Linked DNA regions of Mus musculus: region 1 is linked to region 2. The links are chromatin loops, found by intact Hi-C in ENCODE. Cell type or tissue: left cerebral cortex. All regions are shown on one strand. Links, peaks and the distances in the headings refer to the core of each region. The heading gives the core; the rest is flanking DNA. Region 1 holds the start of Dgkb (diacylglycerol kinase, beta). Region 2 has its middle 110 kb from the start of Dgkb.

The links. A loop is a pair of places that touch in the nucleus more often than their neighbours do. Peaks named below come from ENCODE experiments on the same cell type or tissue, not always from the same donor. Only the 100,000 strongest peaks of a DNase experiment are listed, where the experiment ranks them.
Region 1: a loop joins it to region 2, with 10 times the contacts of the local background. A loop is called at or near these places in 4 of 42 quality-filtered maps.

Annotation. Positions count from the first base shown.
Region 1 is chr12:37,876,338-37,883,932 of GRCm38, reverse strand. Dgkb (diacylglycerol kinase, beta) reads right to left here and starts at 3,416. Exons shown (of 26, transcript NM_001361686.1): 1 at 2,979-3,416. In left cerebral cortex, for the core only: no CTCF peak of the experiment used is centred there; DNase peaks (open chromatin) are centred at 2,369 and 3,178; H3K4me3 peaks cover 1,407 bases; H3K27ac peaks cover 1,778 bases.
Region 2 is chr12:37,766,494-37,774,088 of GRCm38, reverse strand. No RefSeq gene overlaps it. Among named protein-coding and RNA genes, the nearest start is that of Dgkb, 110 kb to the left of the region's middle. In left cerebral cortex, for the core only: no CTCF peak of the experiment used is centred there; a DNase peak (open chromatin) is centred at 4,035.

The DNA of each region.
Region 1 (7,595 bases), core at 2,204-4,703, 110 kb before region 2:
AGTGAGATTCCAATTCTTGTGGTTTGAATCTTGAGTACAAAGAGAGCAAGGCAATCTCTCTTACCTAGCATGATTTCTCAAGTACCTCCAACTCTCAGCCCCTTCAAAAAGGATACACTGAAGCCAACTGCGTCACAGCACAATTCTTTCTTAATAGAACAGGTAGCAGTGTGACTAGGAGTGGGAGGCACACCATGGAGGTTATCACAGCCTACCATTGTCAACTCTATTACTTTCAATATATTCTTTTTTAATTCAACCCTGGGTTGGATTTTCTTTTACGTGGTAGAAAATATCTTCCTTCTATAGCTTCTACACCGTTGATAAAATAACTCATTCAAAATGCTTTACCCACAGAACTCTTATTTGAGGTTAAACTTCATGTCAGGGTTTCAGGAAAGAGAAAATCCTACAGGACTTGGAAAAGAATATCATCCCCAACTTTGCCTGAAGCTTCCCCTGGGCAGGTGCTCTTGGCTGGAGGTATTGCTTCTGTGGAGGTTCTGTAGCTGTCATGCATAGACAAGCACAGTTCTGATCCAGAAGCCATCCAGGAAAGGATAATGTTCAAATGGTTTCCCTTGCCTGTGTATAGCCCCAGTTGTTATTAGTAGGTAGATTTAGATTCAGGGACTAACTTTGAGATTTCTGACGACAAATATTTCTTTCTTTCAAAAGCATGCAAGGCAAAGTGTGAGTCACAAGCTTCTTGCCTCGGCCAGGCACGGTCGCAACAAATTTTGCTAATGGTTTAAAAATTAAAATAAGATCTCTACAAAGTACTTTTAACTATAATCTTCCCAGATACAATACTGTCCTCTTGCAGTATGAAAAAAAATTCTGAAGCATGGAGTAAGCACATGGCTATAACTTGGCTCCAATAAGCTTCTTTCTTGAAGAACTCTTGATAGATGGCTGTGGGATTCTTAGCCAGGTTTTTTTTCAATTAGCTGAATATCTGATTTCAAGTACTCAGTGTCTGTCGTCATAGTGTTATGGAAATGCTTGGAAACTCACCACCACATATTCTTACAGTAAGGATTTTCTCTCTCTCTCTCTCTCTCTCTCTCTCTCTCTCTCTCTCTCTCTGTGTGTGTGTGTGTGTCTCATTCTCTCTCTCTCATTCTCTCTCCCTCTTATTCTCCCATTCTCTCTCCCTCTCATTCTCTCTCTCTCTCTCTCTCTCTCTCTCTCTCTCTCTCTCTCTCTCTCCTCTCTCTCTCTTTATTGCTTTGTAAAACATTTACCCTGCATATGTAGAACCATGACAAGCATATTTCCTGGGTCATAAGCTACTCAGAGTTAAATTTAGAGATTATGCATGGAAGTTTTTGATAAACAGAATGGACCCCTAAATAGTTGAATATTGCAAGAGCAAAAATTGCCCAAACACTGAGTGAGCCTTTCTATTTAGAGAATTCGGAGATGAGTAGCTGACTAGTTAAAACAATTCTCATTACTCCTTGACCTGACTTATTTGTAATAAAGTAATAGATTGGATGATTTAGGGAAAGAGTCAGACAATTTTAAACTAAACTGGCAGGATAAATGCAGCCCTGGATTTCCTATTTTATCATAACAGCAGATTTCAGAATTACATCGCGTTTCACAATTACTAATTTTAGTATATTCTCTTTCTAATTTTTTAGACAGTGTCACACTCCATAATCTAGAAATACCTGTGTAACTTGGTCTGGCCTCAAATTCAACAGTTCTTCTGTTTTAGAGCTGGGTAGGAGAACAGGTGTAAGTCCTGTCTGGCCACAGACTTTACCTCAAAAGTTCAAAACCACTTTGACCTACGAAGCCCATGATAGTTTATATGCAGTTGTCTGTTGGAAGATTCTGGAGTCCTGGAGTCTGCTTTAGGTACCTTCCGCTGTAACTATAATATTTCTTGGAATAAAATACAGTGAAACCGTCATTTCTCCAGCAAGCCTTCAACTAAGTGGAAGATCTTTTCTAATTATGATATTCTTTTATTTCTCGTTTCTGTTGTGTTTTTCCTGTCATTAAAAAAAAAAAAAAGAAAATGTGTTGGGGGTTCGATTTTCCATAAGAGAAAAACTGGTCAGATAATCCCAACTGTTTTAAGTTAATTATTTCTACTTTCCTTTCAGAAAAGACCTTTAGGGTTCTGCCAAACTCCTTATTTATTCGCTAATTTGCTTTACAATAGGCTGGCCCATGCTGACCTATTTTTAAAAGAGTTGGTTATCTGCACTTTGAATAAACTGGCTGGAGTTGTTTTGGAAAGTTCTTTAGCCTTCGTTTTCTTCTGCCAGCGAACACAGCCCTGTTAAGTAGCTAAGTACAATGGCATCTTCATGTAAAATCGTCCCTTTCAAATCATAAGTATTTCAGATGATACTGGTTAGGAGCTGGAGACGATGGTAGCAGTAAGAACCTAGGAGGCTCTTCACCCCACCCACAGAGAACAACCTGAATGTTTAGCCAGATCATCCGTGTCGCCCAGACTGTCATTAAGCAGCTAGCTATAGATCTAGTTCATCTTTAGTTTTAATGTTATAAAAGTAAGGAAACGTCGTGCGTGTTTTGTTTGTTTGTTTATGTACAAATAGGAAATGAATCTAGAATGGAATTTAGGACAATCGGGGAATTTAAAAATCGAAGCCGGCTTCTTTGATTCCTCACCATCCGCCCCCACAAACCACCTTCCCTCTCATCCGTAACTTTCAGGAGGTCACACTCGCTCGCCAGTCTCATTGCCTGGAATCACAATAAATCGAGCACTTTCCCCAGACTTACTTAGCTAACATTAGGTTCTCTGCTGCAGATAACAGCAGGCGACCAATAACTAGCACAGAAATGAGGGACACAAAATGCTTTCAGATTTGCATGGGAAATCTGAAGCTCTGCTTTCCTAACTTTCCTCGCCATTTCTTCTCGGCTTCCCTTCCCCCGCACCACATACCCAGAGGCCACTCAAACTGCCAACCGTGCTGAGTTGAACTTACTGCAGCGTGATGCAGGCGAAGGCTAGGCGCATCTCTGAAGCGAGAGCGACAGCTTTTCCGGAGATGAACTGGGACCAGCCAGCTCTCAGGATCCTTTCCAATTCACACGCTCTCAGCTCAGTCAGAAGGCTCCCACACAGCCCGGCTTCCCCCAAGAGCAAAGCTTCAAGAACTCTGCTCAGAGCATCCTCCTCCCTGCTGCCACCCCCTTCCAGAACACACGGCCCGTTGGAACTAGTGACTGAAAGATGGAAGTCTTCTTCCAGGCGATGGCAGGGGCTGCCTGCAACCCACCACTCCCAGATCATTTGCAACTCAAAAACAGCGGAGGCTGAGAGCTGTAGGCTTCCGGAGCCTGAAAGTCAATTTTGGCTTCTTCTCTTCCCCACATCTCACTCCTCCCACTTCACCCTCCCCTGCCGAGGCCACCTCCAGTCCTCTGGTAGTCCGCACAGGCTAGGTATCGCTTAGGCTTCTTTCCTTATGCAAACCAATAAGCATTGGGAATGAAACTGAATTTGTCAGAGAGGAAATACCTGTTGTCCGTGCCTATTGCTCTTCTCTCATCTGTCATGGTCCAGGATTTGTGTGACAACGCGTTGATTCGGGAAGTGTGTGCAATTGTGTGTGTGTGTGTGTGTGTGTGTGTGTGTGTGTGTGTGTGTGTGTGTGTGGTGATGAGGCGGCGGCGGTCTGCTTGGCTGCAAGCTATAGCCCTGCTGCCTGGCTGCTGAGGCTGCTGTTGCTACTATAGCCCTTGGAACACAGGGGGAAATAAGACAGAGAGACAGGGCTTCCCAGCTGTTTAACTGCTGGCTGAGTTATGATCAGGCGGTTGGGGAGACAGTGCAGCCATCAGTAGCTGTTATTGAGACTTTGAGCTGTATTGTCTTCAGTTCCTATCACTTAGTGTACATTTGTCCCTCCACCAGAAATCTGATGCCGGACTACCCTCTCTTTATTACTAAATTATATTCTAACTGGCTACTCAGTCGCAGCCCACTCACCTCATCCATTTAATGCTCTCTCTTGCTTCATCCCTGCTTGGTTACTTAGAGCAGGTGACTGGATGGTGGATCTGATAAACTACAAAGGCAATGAACTGATGATGAAGAAGAAAACTGGTGTGTAGTTATAACTAATCAGGACACAGATAAAGATGGTTTTTGAGTCATGTGATAAAAGTAATGTATTGGATAATAAAAATATAACATCAATTTACATGATCCAATGTATGCAAAACCTGCTGGCAATTAAGGTGCAAGTTCACTTTCCTATAGTGAAGGTTACACTGATATGTGTGTTTTAATGGCTCTCAGTCTTTCTACAAAATATCATAGAGGTATGATTTCAACATATCAGCACCACGTTAGAACATCATCTGATCTAGCGATAGTTTATGTCCATGTTATAGTTCTGTAATAGAATGTAATGAGTAGCATAAGACACACTCACACACACACACACACACACACACACACACACACACACCAGTTCTCTTTCTCCCCCCTCACACACACACACACCTGTTCTCTCTTTTCCCTCCCTCCCTGCCTTTCTCTCTCTTTCTCTCTCTCACACACACACACACCTGTTCTCTCTCTCTCTCTCTCTCTCTCTCTCTCTCTCTCTCTCTCTCTCTCACACACACACACACACACACACACACACTGAACAGCTCTTCCACATTATTGTTAGTTTTCAGATTCTGAGCTAAAAATGACCTTAATTCTCTTCAATTTTATTTGTAATACATACAGTAACTATGCCTTTCTCTGAGCGTTTCTTATGTCTACCATATTTATAACCAATTACAGGGCTTATACAGTCATGGTTAAACAAGTTAGGAACACAAGAAAGTCAAACCCTAAAAACAACAAATTCAAAAGGAAGAAAAGAGAACCATTTCTTTATTTGTTTATATAAGGTGATCATAGCATTTAGGTAAACAAGGACTAATTAATGAACAAAGCATTTATCAATTATTTAATAGATATCAGTTTACCAAAAAATTTACTATAATCATAGTGACAAATAAACGATCAATATTTTAGTTTAAAATATATACTAAGATACAACTAAGAATATTTTTTCAGAATTTAGCTCCATTCCACTTCCTCATGCCCCTTTACTCTTTTTTTCCCATTTTTTTTTTAGATTTTTTTTCATTTACATTTCAAATGCTATCCCAAAAGTCCCCTATACCTTCACCCCGACCTGCTCCCCTACCCACTCACACCCACTTCTTGGCCCTGGCATTCTGCAGTACTGGGGCATAAAAGTTTGCAAGACCAAGGGGCCTCTCTTCTCAATGATGGCTGACTAGGCCATCTTCTGATACATATGCAGCTAGAGACACGAGCTCTGGGGTTTCAGATTAGTTCATATTGTTGTTCCACCTATAGAGTTGCAGACCCCTTCAGCTCCTTGAGTACTTTCTCCAACTTCTCCATTGGGGGCCCTGTGTTCCATCCAATAGATGACTGTGAGCATCCACTTCTGTATTTGCCAGGCACTGGCATAGCCTCACAAGAGACAGCTATATCAGGGTCCTTTCAGCAAAATCTTGCTGACATATGCAATAGTGTCTGCTTTGGTGGCTGATTATGGAATGGATCCCTGGGTGGGTTAGTCTCTGGATTGTCAATCCTTTCATCTTAGCTCCAAATTTTGACTCTAACTCCTTCCATAAGTATTTTGTTCCCTCTTCTAAGGAGGAATGAAGTATCCACACGTTGATCTTCCTTCTTCTTGATTTTCTTGTGTTTTGCAAATTGTATCTTGGGTATTCTAAGTTTCTGGGCTAATATCCACTTATCAGTGAGTACATATCTAATGACTTCTTTTGTGATTGGTTTACATCACTCAGGATGATATCCACCAGATATATCCATTTGCCAAAGAATTTCATAAATTCATTGTTTTTAATAGCTGAGTAGTACTCCATTGTGTAAATGTACCACATTTTCTGTATCCATTCCTCTGTTGAGAGACATCTGGGTTCTTTCCAGCTTCTGGCTATTTTAAATAAGGCTGCTATGAACATAGTGGAGCATGTGTCCTTATTACCAGTTGGAACAGCTTCTGGGTATATGCCCAGGAGAGGTACTGCTGGATCTTCCGGTAGTACTATGTCCAATTTTCTGAGGAACAGCCAGACTAATTTCCAGAGTGGCTGTACAAGCTTGCAATCCCACCAGCAATGGAGGCATGTTCCTCTTTCTCCACATTCTTGCCAGCATCTGCTGTCACCTAAATTTTTGACCTTAGCCATTCTGACTGGTGTGAGGTGAAATCTCAGGGTTGTTTGGATTTGCATTTCCCTGATGATTAAGGATGTTGAACATTTTTTTCAAGTGCTTCTCAGCCCTTCAGTATTCCTACATTGAGAATTCTTTGTTTAGCTCTCTACTCCATTTATTAATGGGGTTATTTGAATTTCTGGGATTCAGCTTCTTGAGCTCTTTGTATATATTGGATATTAGTCCCCTATCAGATTTAGGATTGGTAAAAATCCTTTCCCAATCTGTTGGTGGCCTTTTTGTCTTATTGACAGTATCTTTTGCCTTACAGAAGCTTTGCAATTTTATGAGGCCCCATTTGTTGACTCTTGATCTTACAGCACAAGCCATTATTTTTCTGTTCAGAAATTATTCCCCTATGTCCATATCTTCGAGGCTTTTCCCCACTGTCTTCCATTTCTCCTCTATAAATTTCAGTGTCTCTGGTTTTTTGTGGAGGTCTTTGATCCACTTAGACTTGAACTTTGTACAAGGAGATAAGACTGGATCAACTCGCATTCTTCTACATGATAACTGCCAGTTGTGCCAGCACCATTTGTTGAAAATGCTGTCTTTTTTTCCACTGGATACAACCAGGAATTTTAAGTACCAAAATATTTAATAAATCGTGTTACCGTATATTTTTGTCTTTCAATACTTTCTATCTCATTTTTCTTTTTTTTCTTTTTCTTTTTCTTTTTTTTATTTTGGCTAAGTAGCACATAGAAATGCAAATCACTAAAATTACAATGAGTAAATTCTGAAGTTTCATACTTTCAGGTAGTAGGTACAATGTTAGGAAGTAATTTCTACTTCAGAGAACCATGTTCTGATAAGAAAATATGTTTATATCCACTGAGCTTTGCTTTCATACTCACTCCATGAAATAACCTCAGCATCTGGAAGGTTCCCAGGTGGCCTTCCACCTCATGGTCTTATTGCACAAACCTCCAGGGGTCTGCCATTGTTTAGTGCTGTCAGAACTATTTAGCAAAGGGGATGTTTGTCTTCCATTTTACTCTTGCTTTGAAATCCAAAATGTAGGGAAAGCAATGGAGTGTGGGACGATGAAAGGCAGTCTGTTTTCTGGTTTAGCTAGGTTTAAACTCCGGAGACACAGGAGATTAATCTACAAGGGACAGAAGGCCTATTTGCCATGCTCCTAGATATTGCCTCCCGACACGAGGTCCCAGGTCCATAATTCTGTGGCCATCAGTCACATAAGCTGTCCAGACTCCACCCCCACAGTTACCTGGCAACAACTAGGTAGCCCAGCCCACTACTAAAGGGCCTGCTTGGCCCCTTCTCTCTCTTGTCTCTTGGTATTTCTCTTAAG
Region 2 (7,595 bases), core at 3,028-5,527:
AGAGCTGTTCTAGGAAAGGCTCTACTGTAAACGAATGTGCAGTGTTTTAGAAAATTTGTGTGACAATGCATCTTTGCTGGAGCTTGTGACTCTGCAGCTCAAATCACAGCTCAAACCATGGACGACACAGGAAAACTGCTGAGAAACCAGATAAAGTAAATCTGAAATGAATTCCCACAGCGAAATGCAGGGTGCCAACCATCCACCAGCAGAAGAACATTCAAAATTAAAAAATAAAATAAAATAAAATAAACCCTGAGCCTTTCCCTCTGGAATCCAGTGTATCAAGAGTTGGAGAGGTGCCTGGACACGGAGCTTTGAGATTTATTCCGTTGCACCCCCTGGTGGTCTTTTTGTATAATTACAATAGGTCTTTCCATGATTGCATCTTTTGATTGCAAATTCAGTCTGTTAAAAAAATATATATATATCGTTTTCTCTTACTCCTGAATCAGTGACATGAAATGTTATCTTTCAGTAATGTTGTATGTAGTTAAAAACACATTAGTAGACTTTAATGCTTGCAATCCTTTGTCCTTAAATCATGTAGTAAATTTAATTATTTCAAAAGTAATTTGAATGAGTTCACTTTTTTTTTTTTTTTTTTTTTTTTTAGATTTGGTTATTCTCAGCAAGATCTTCGCTTTCCCATAAAGTCACCCATTCACCCCAACTGACCATGAGACAGCAAAGCCTTCAGTACGTCTGCACGTCTGCATTTTTCTCTGGTTGAAATTCTGTTGTAATGGACCATTCTTTCTCTACTAATACTCTATGAGGAGGATTTCTATTAGTTCCATCCCCTCCATCTGACACTGCATCTCTTCTGAAGATTCTCTTGGTGCTGCTGTATTGCTCAAGCGCTGATTCACTGCACTACTCAGACCTTAAATTGGCTCCTGGAAGGCTATAAAGGCAGGCAGTCCATTTCCAGGCTACACAGAATATAGCATCCATTTTTTTTGTATTGGTCATTATCTGTGACTGATTTGCCTAAGCGGAGTTTTATTTTCTGTGAAGTTTCATCTATGTACAAATTTTGAGAATGCCCTCCCACCTCAAAGAGCAGATGATTCAGCATTCTTGATGCTTGGCCTCCCATCAATGTTTCTCCTCTTCTTCTGCATAGGACAGTTTTGGCATCACCAGTGGTAATGTAGGGGTTGGGGGAGCTGGTGCAGGGAGGGACTGCTTGGGATCTCCAAGTCCACAGTGGGTTTGCCATACCCTAATCTACACTCAACATGATTACCCCCACATGTCTGTGTAGAACCACAGTGCATGGCAATTGAGGGTGGTTCTTTATGTATGAAATCTAGCGTTTTTCATCTGCTTGGCTGCTGTGTTTGTTTTTTCTCACCAAAACATATTTTTTTTAAACAGTTGTGAGATTCTCAGCTTTAGTCACATTTAAGAAGCGAGTAAGGCATGTTTTTCAAATTTCTATGTGTAAAGGGGATGAGAAAAGAGTCTCCTAAGAGAGATAGATATATTGAAACACATCAAACTTTCAGTTATTACTGGCAGAAGCTGATTTTCATGAAGTAGGAAACAGCTGTTAAATTTGTATCTCACTAAAAACCTTGTTTACTTAGTCCTGGATCCTAAGAGAGATGGCCAGGGACATATAAAACATAGAGACAGAGTTATTTTTTGGCATTTCATCAATCTCTTAGCGTAAAATTATTGTAATAGGTGATCAATGGAAGGATGGAACCTCCTTACTTTTTAAAGAAAATAGCTTTGTAGAAAGGTTCTTTCCCAGATGTTTAAAATATTCACCAGTAGTCAGACACAGGTGGCCAGAGAAGAGCAAGGTACCAAAACCAGGATGTGAAGTGAAGCCTGTCCCAGTTAGAGACTGGGGGATTGATTGTACCAAGATTCCTTCACTGAGACCTGCTGATCACAAATATGGGTCAGGCAATGAACGGAAAGAATATGAACCAGAAAGTGATGTAGTAATAGTAGTAGTTCCCAAGTATGCTTGTTAATCCCCCCAAGATTTCTCCAGACTACTAGAAGTCACTTCATCTAATTATAGCCCTATGTTAATAATGGAGTAAGAAGTTCTGCCTTGGTGAATAATTTCTGTTATTGTGGTACTGCACTCTAGGGGAACACATATGGAGCAGAAGTGAGTTATGCATTGTGATAGGATTGTAATCCAGAAGTCTACAACTGTTCCCCGTGCCAACATCTACTGATCCTTCAATCACCCGTGACCACCAATCCCCAATATGCCTATCAAAGAGACATTTTAATAGTGGACAGCAGAAAGGGGATTTTATCTATTCAATATGACCGCAGCAGGAAGGGGAACAAAGAGATCTAGTGACGGGCTGGTGAGATGGCTCAGCAGGTAAGAGCACCCAACTGCTTTTCCGAAGGTCCTGAGTTCAAATCCCAGCAACCACATGGTGGCTCACAACCATCCCTAATGAGATCTGACTCCCTCTTCTGGTGTGTCTGAAGATAGCTACAGTGTACTTACATATAACAAATAAATAAAGTCTTTAAAAAAAAAAAAAGAGATCCAGTGACCCCCTCAAGTTTGTCTTCTTTACATTCCTGGAATGAAATTGAAATTTAAACAAAAACTGAAGGATATAAACTCCTAAGCAGTTCCTGGGCATGTACGGCTCTGCCCACCACTGAAGGCTCATTGTCTGGGCTTCAGTCTCTCAACCTGTAAGATGGTCTGGCAAGTTGTCAGAACCATGGGATCTCTCTTCTCTGAGACAAATTTCCCCTTGTTTATCATAAGTGTCCCGATAACACAGAAAGAGAGAAATACACATAGTATGTCCATATTGTCAGAATTTAACAATAAAACAAAAAAGTTTACCTGGTTCAATGACAGTAATTTGTCATAAAGTACATATATCTAAGGGGCTTAGTTGAGATGAATGCAGATTTTTTTTATTCCTATCTTATTTACTGATATCACCCCTCATATCACACACCACATGCACACACACACACACACACACACACACACACACAAGAATGAATATGAGTTCAAGAAGTTTCAGCAGGTTTCAAAAGGCTTCGGTATAACCAGAGACAAAGTCTGTAGACTTAAGGTCATGAGCCAGACCGGTGTCAAGAGGAAGATGCTTCTGGTAACTGTTGGTTTCAGGTTTGAGAGCAAGGCTGCAAAATTCAATGTAACAAGGTGCAGTCAGCCAGGTCAGCAGCAGGAGATGGATCAGGCCCAGGTCCAGACCTGTAAACAAGTGAAGAGGTAGGCGGTTAGTTGAGCAGGCTGAATGGACACTGGGGATTATCCAAATCTGATTCTTGCCCCATACCCCAGGCATCAAATGATACATCGGCATGCGACTTTGTCATCACAGTGTCTTGTGTGTCCAGTGAGTTCTCGGGATTGATTTCTCTGATATGATTGCAATATACTATATGACTTAATAGCCCCATAGTTTCAAGGCTCCCTGATAAACTTATAGACTTCTTTGCTATTTGTAGGAATACATCTTATTAATTGGTGATATATTGATGGTGACTGCCAGATAATGTGGTTTCTAGTTTCTCCCAGGAGCTGCAGTCAACCTTTATTAGAGCAAAATCAGCTACTTGAAAATGGTGTTTCCTGGGTGCAATATGCAGCCTGAAAAAACACAAAGTTACAAAGTAGAGTAACTATGAAAAGGGCATTGCCTGTTCTTAACCATAAGATTCCTGGGAACTTCTCATCTCTTTGTGATCCATTTGTATAATAGTATGATAATCAGACTGCGAGGCATAAGTATCTTCTTAGAATAGTTTCACCTAGCCAGGAGCCTTACTACACCCATCCCTCAGAAGTCTAAGTCACCCAAAGACAGCTTAGCTTGTTGCTATCCCCTCAGCACTTTTCCTGCCTAGTGGAACATTTTGTGGAGCTTCTGTCAGCTGGCACTTGGAGCATCTGCCCATGGGCTTGCTGACTTGTATGAGCTTACATTTTCCTTCCTTTGTATCCCCTTTGCTTTTGGATGCTGACCAAAGCCTGGGATGACTCACTGATGCTCTGGACCTCCTTACTCATTCTCTGGCACTCTATTCCACACCCACACCTCTGCCATGCTGCTGCTTGCTAACCACCATTGCAAAAGCGTGACTTCCCTCTTACTCTTTGGGACTCTCTAGTACACCCACCCCCATCTCCACCTCTGTCTCTGGGCTTCAGTTGAGAGGCACAGTCTTCCTGCTCTTCTCTCTGCTGCTTTCCTGTCAGAGCTAATACAATTCTTGAGCTTACAAATTGTCTTATTTAATGAGCCTAAGGTGCTGTTAAAGAAAACCTTGATTTCCCTGGTAATAAGATAAGAGCAGAAGTATAACTATGGAGAGGCTCAAAGAGAAAGTTTGGTTGGTTCAAAAGGAAGAGGAATGCTGGCGCTAATTACTCAAGCCAGATCACGATGACTCAGACATCGAGCGATTCAGAATTTTCAGAAAATATTGATATCCTTCTGATGAATTTGACTTCTGATAGGTACTCAAACCACTTGCCTCAAATATGTATATTTTTAAAGTACTATGTGCCAAATTGCCTTCATAGTTTTTTTTTTTAAATATAGATTATAGTTAGTCTTAAAAGAAGAAAATTACGCTATAGCTATAGTATATTAATGAAGGCAGGAAGATCAGAAGTTCAAAGCCTGTCAGAGCTAAATAGCAAATTTCAGGGCAGTTTGTTTGCTGGTTGATTTATTTACTTGCTTGCCTGTCCACTTGAATTTGAGGCATGATGTTATATCATGATGGACTTTTCTTTCCCAAATCCCAAGCCCTATGACCATGGAAACTAGTGTACACCAATAAACTAATAGACAATAGAGTAACTATGGAAATGAGGCAATTTACCCCATTCCCCAGGAAAGCCTTTCCTAGAATCCAGCTATTATTCTCCTTCCCAGATGGAAGAGATCTTGAGATAGATAATGCACAAGGATGATTTTAAAAGGCACGGCATGATACATCTCTATGAGGCAATCATCCAGGATGGATGGGGTTCAGCAGTGAGAAGGCTGTTTGGGGTTCTGCTGCTCTTGAAACTATCCCTTCTGTGCTGTTAAAATAAGTCAGCACAACCATTTGTTTCTCTTTGGTCTGTCTTTGATTTGGTCATATTTTCACAGGAAAAGTGAATGTAACACATAGCTTCATAGTAAGACCATGTCTGAGCACCTGGAAAATGAAGCAAGGGACAGTCAGGAGGTAGTTTATTGAGGCAACAATGAACTGAATAATGGATCATGGAGGGGGAAGGAAACCTACCTATACAATCCTCCATGGAGAAGGAAATGCCATCATTCTGATATAGACAAAGCATTTTACTTCTCCAATGATCAAGGGGTCTCAAATGTGTTTAAGAAATGTAAGTAAGTAATAACACTAGCAAGAATTAAGGCCAGGAAAAAAAAATCCCTGTTGATTCGCCACCAGAGGAATCAGATTTTGATAAGGCTTACAAGATTAAGTTTTAGTTGTTGCACCCAATGATTGAGTTACCTTCATTTCTGAACTAAATTTGTGTTGTGTTTTCCTTCACAGGACAGCTGGCCTGAGTTCAAGATAGAAAGCAAAGCATGGGTTTGCCTGAGGTGCATGACAAAGGATGTGAAGGATTTGAAGCATGGGTTTCCTATGGTAACAACTTGCCAGTGGGATCCTCGGGAGCTGGGTGGAGAGATTGTAGAGTAATAAGTCAGAGTCTCCACGAGATAAGAACAGGTCGGCCATTGCCCACCGGTGCCTGGCTAGTCAGCCCCACAGAGTAGAGAGTTGCACAAGTGTGACTTCCCTCTTACTCTTTCTGAGTATTTCCTGAAACAATGTGAAACTTATGGTTTAGTTGAATTGTGGCGATGAAAAGGCATGATGTGGCTTGATTCCTAAGTCAGAATGGTGCCATTTTTCTGCAGCAGGAAAATATCAAAGAACCAATAGCTCTGTTCTGGGTATTTTAAACATGGCTGGTCTTAGATATTTGATAAATGTATCATCAGATCAGTTGGTTACAAATCTAGAACTCAGGAGGAAGATAAATTTCATAAGTTTGCAGAGATATAGAAACTAGTAGCCTATTGTTAAAGCTAGGCTCCTGGATGTGTTAAATTACTGTATCATAGTATTTATATTTTAAAAATTTCAAATAGTCATTAGCTTTTACAAGTTGAAAAAAGGTTATATTAAAATAGAATTTGTTAATAAAACTTTTCAATTTTCTCATGCCTCTAAGCATTTGAGTTAATAACATTTATCAAACAAAAACACAAGTTTCACATTGGCCAAGATGACTCAATAAGTCAACAGGGTCTTGAGGGAGGGAGCAAGGATTAATGAAAGAAAAGACAATCAGACATCACTATAGTACGATCTCAACAAGTGCCGAAGCAGGTTTAATTTTTTTCCAGTCTGCTTTTATATCATTCTAAGTACATGCAAAGAATATGGCCAGTTCTAAGGCATAAACAAAGTAGTAAAGGAACAAACAAGGCATGAACAAAGGTCCCATGGTCTTCAGGAACTTATCAAGATGATCAAGATCTTGAGCCTACTTCCTTGTCCTAGCCCAAGGTCAAATTCTTAATAATATTCTTGAAATGGCACCAATAGCTCTCCACATCACATCAAAGGGGTTAAGGGATACATTAGTCTAGAAAACACATGTATGGCAGTAGCCTACAAAAACAAATTCAGGTTATCATAAATAAATTCTAAATTACAATGAGGTAACATTATTAAGTTGTTTTTTTTTTATAGAAACAATAAAGAAAGTCATAAATAAGTATTTTCAACTCTATTGATAGAAACATCAGGTAGATGGGATTCAGCAAAGTGGTGGAAACTCTGTCATAGGTCTCAGACACCATCAAACTGCTTTCCTTGCCCCCTTCTTTTTTGTTGTAACAATAAGTCTTTTTAAACATCTTGTGCTGTCTAGTCTTGGTCAACTTCACATACAAACTAGAGTTATCTGAAAGGAGTGAACCTTACTTGAGAAAACACCTCCCTAAGATCTGGCTGAAAGGCGTTTTCTTAGTTGGTGGTTGATGAGGAGACTCCAACCTATTGTGGACGGTCCTATCCCTGGGTGGTGGTCCTGGGTCCTATAAGAAAGCTGCATATGTATCAGAATATGACCTAGTCGGCCATCAGTGGAAAGACAGGCACATTGGTCGTGTAAACTTTATATGCCTCAGTACAGAGAAACGCCAGGGCCAAGAAGTGGGAGTGGGTGGGTGGGGGAGTGGGTGGGGGAGGGTATAGGGGACTTTTGGGACAGCATTGGAAATGTAAATGAAATAAATACCTAATTAAAAAAAAAAAGAAAAAAAAAGCAGGCTGAGCAAGATGTGGGAAGCAAGTCACTAAGCAATAGTACTCATAATAGCCTGTGCTTCATCTCCTGTCTCTGGGCTTTCTACCCTGTTTAAGTTATTTTCTAAGCTTCCCCCAATGGTGAACAGCAATACGGAAGTATAAGCCAAATAAGCCTTTTTCTCCCGAACTTTCTTTTTTGTTATGATTTTTTTTAATTGCTAATTTAATTTAATTTTTTTTACACTCCAGATTTATGCTGTTTT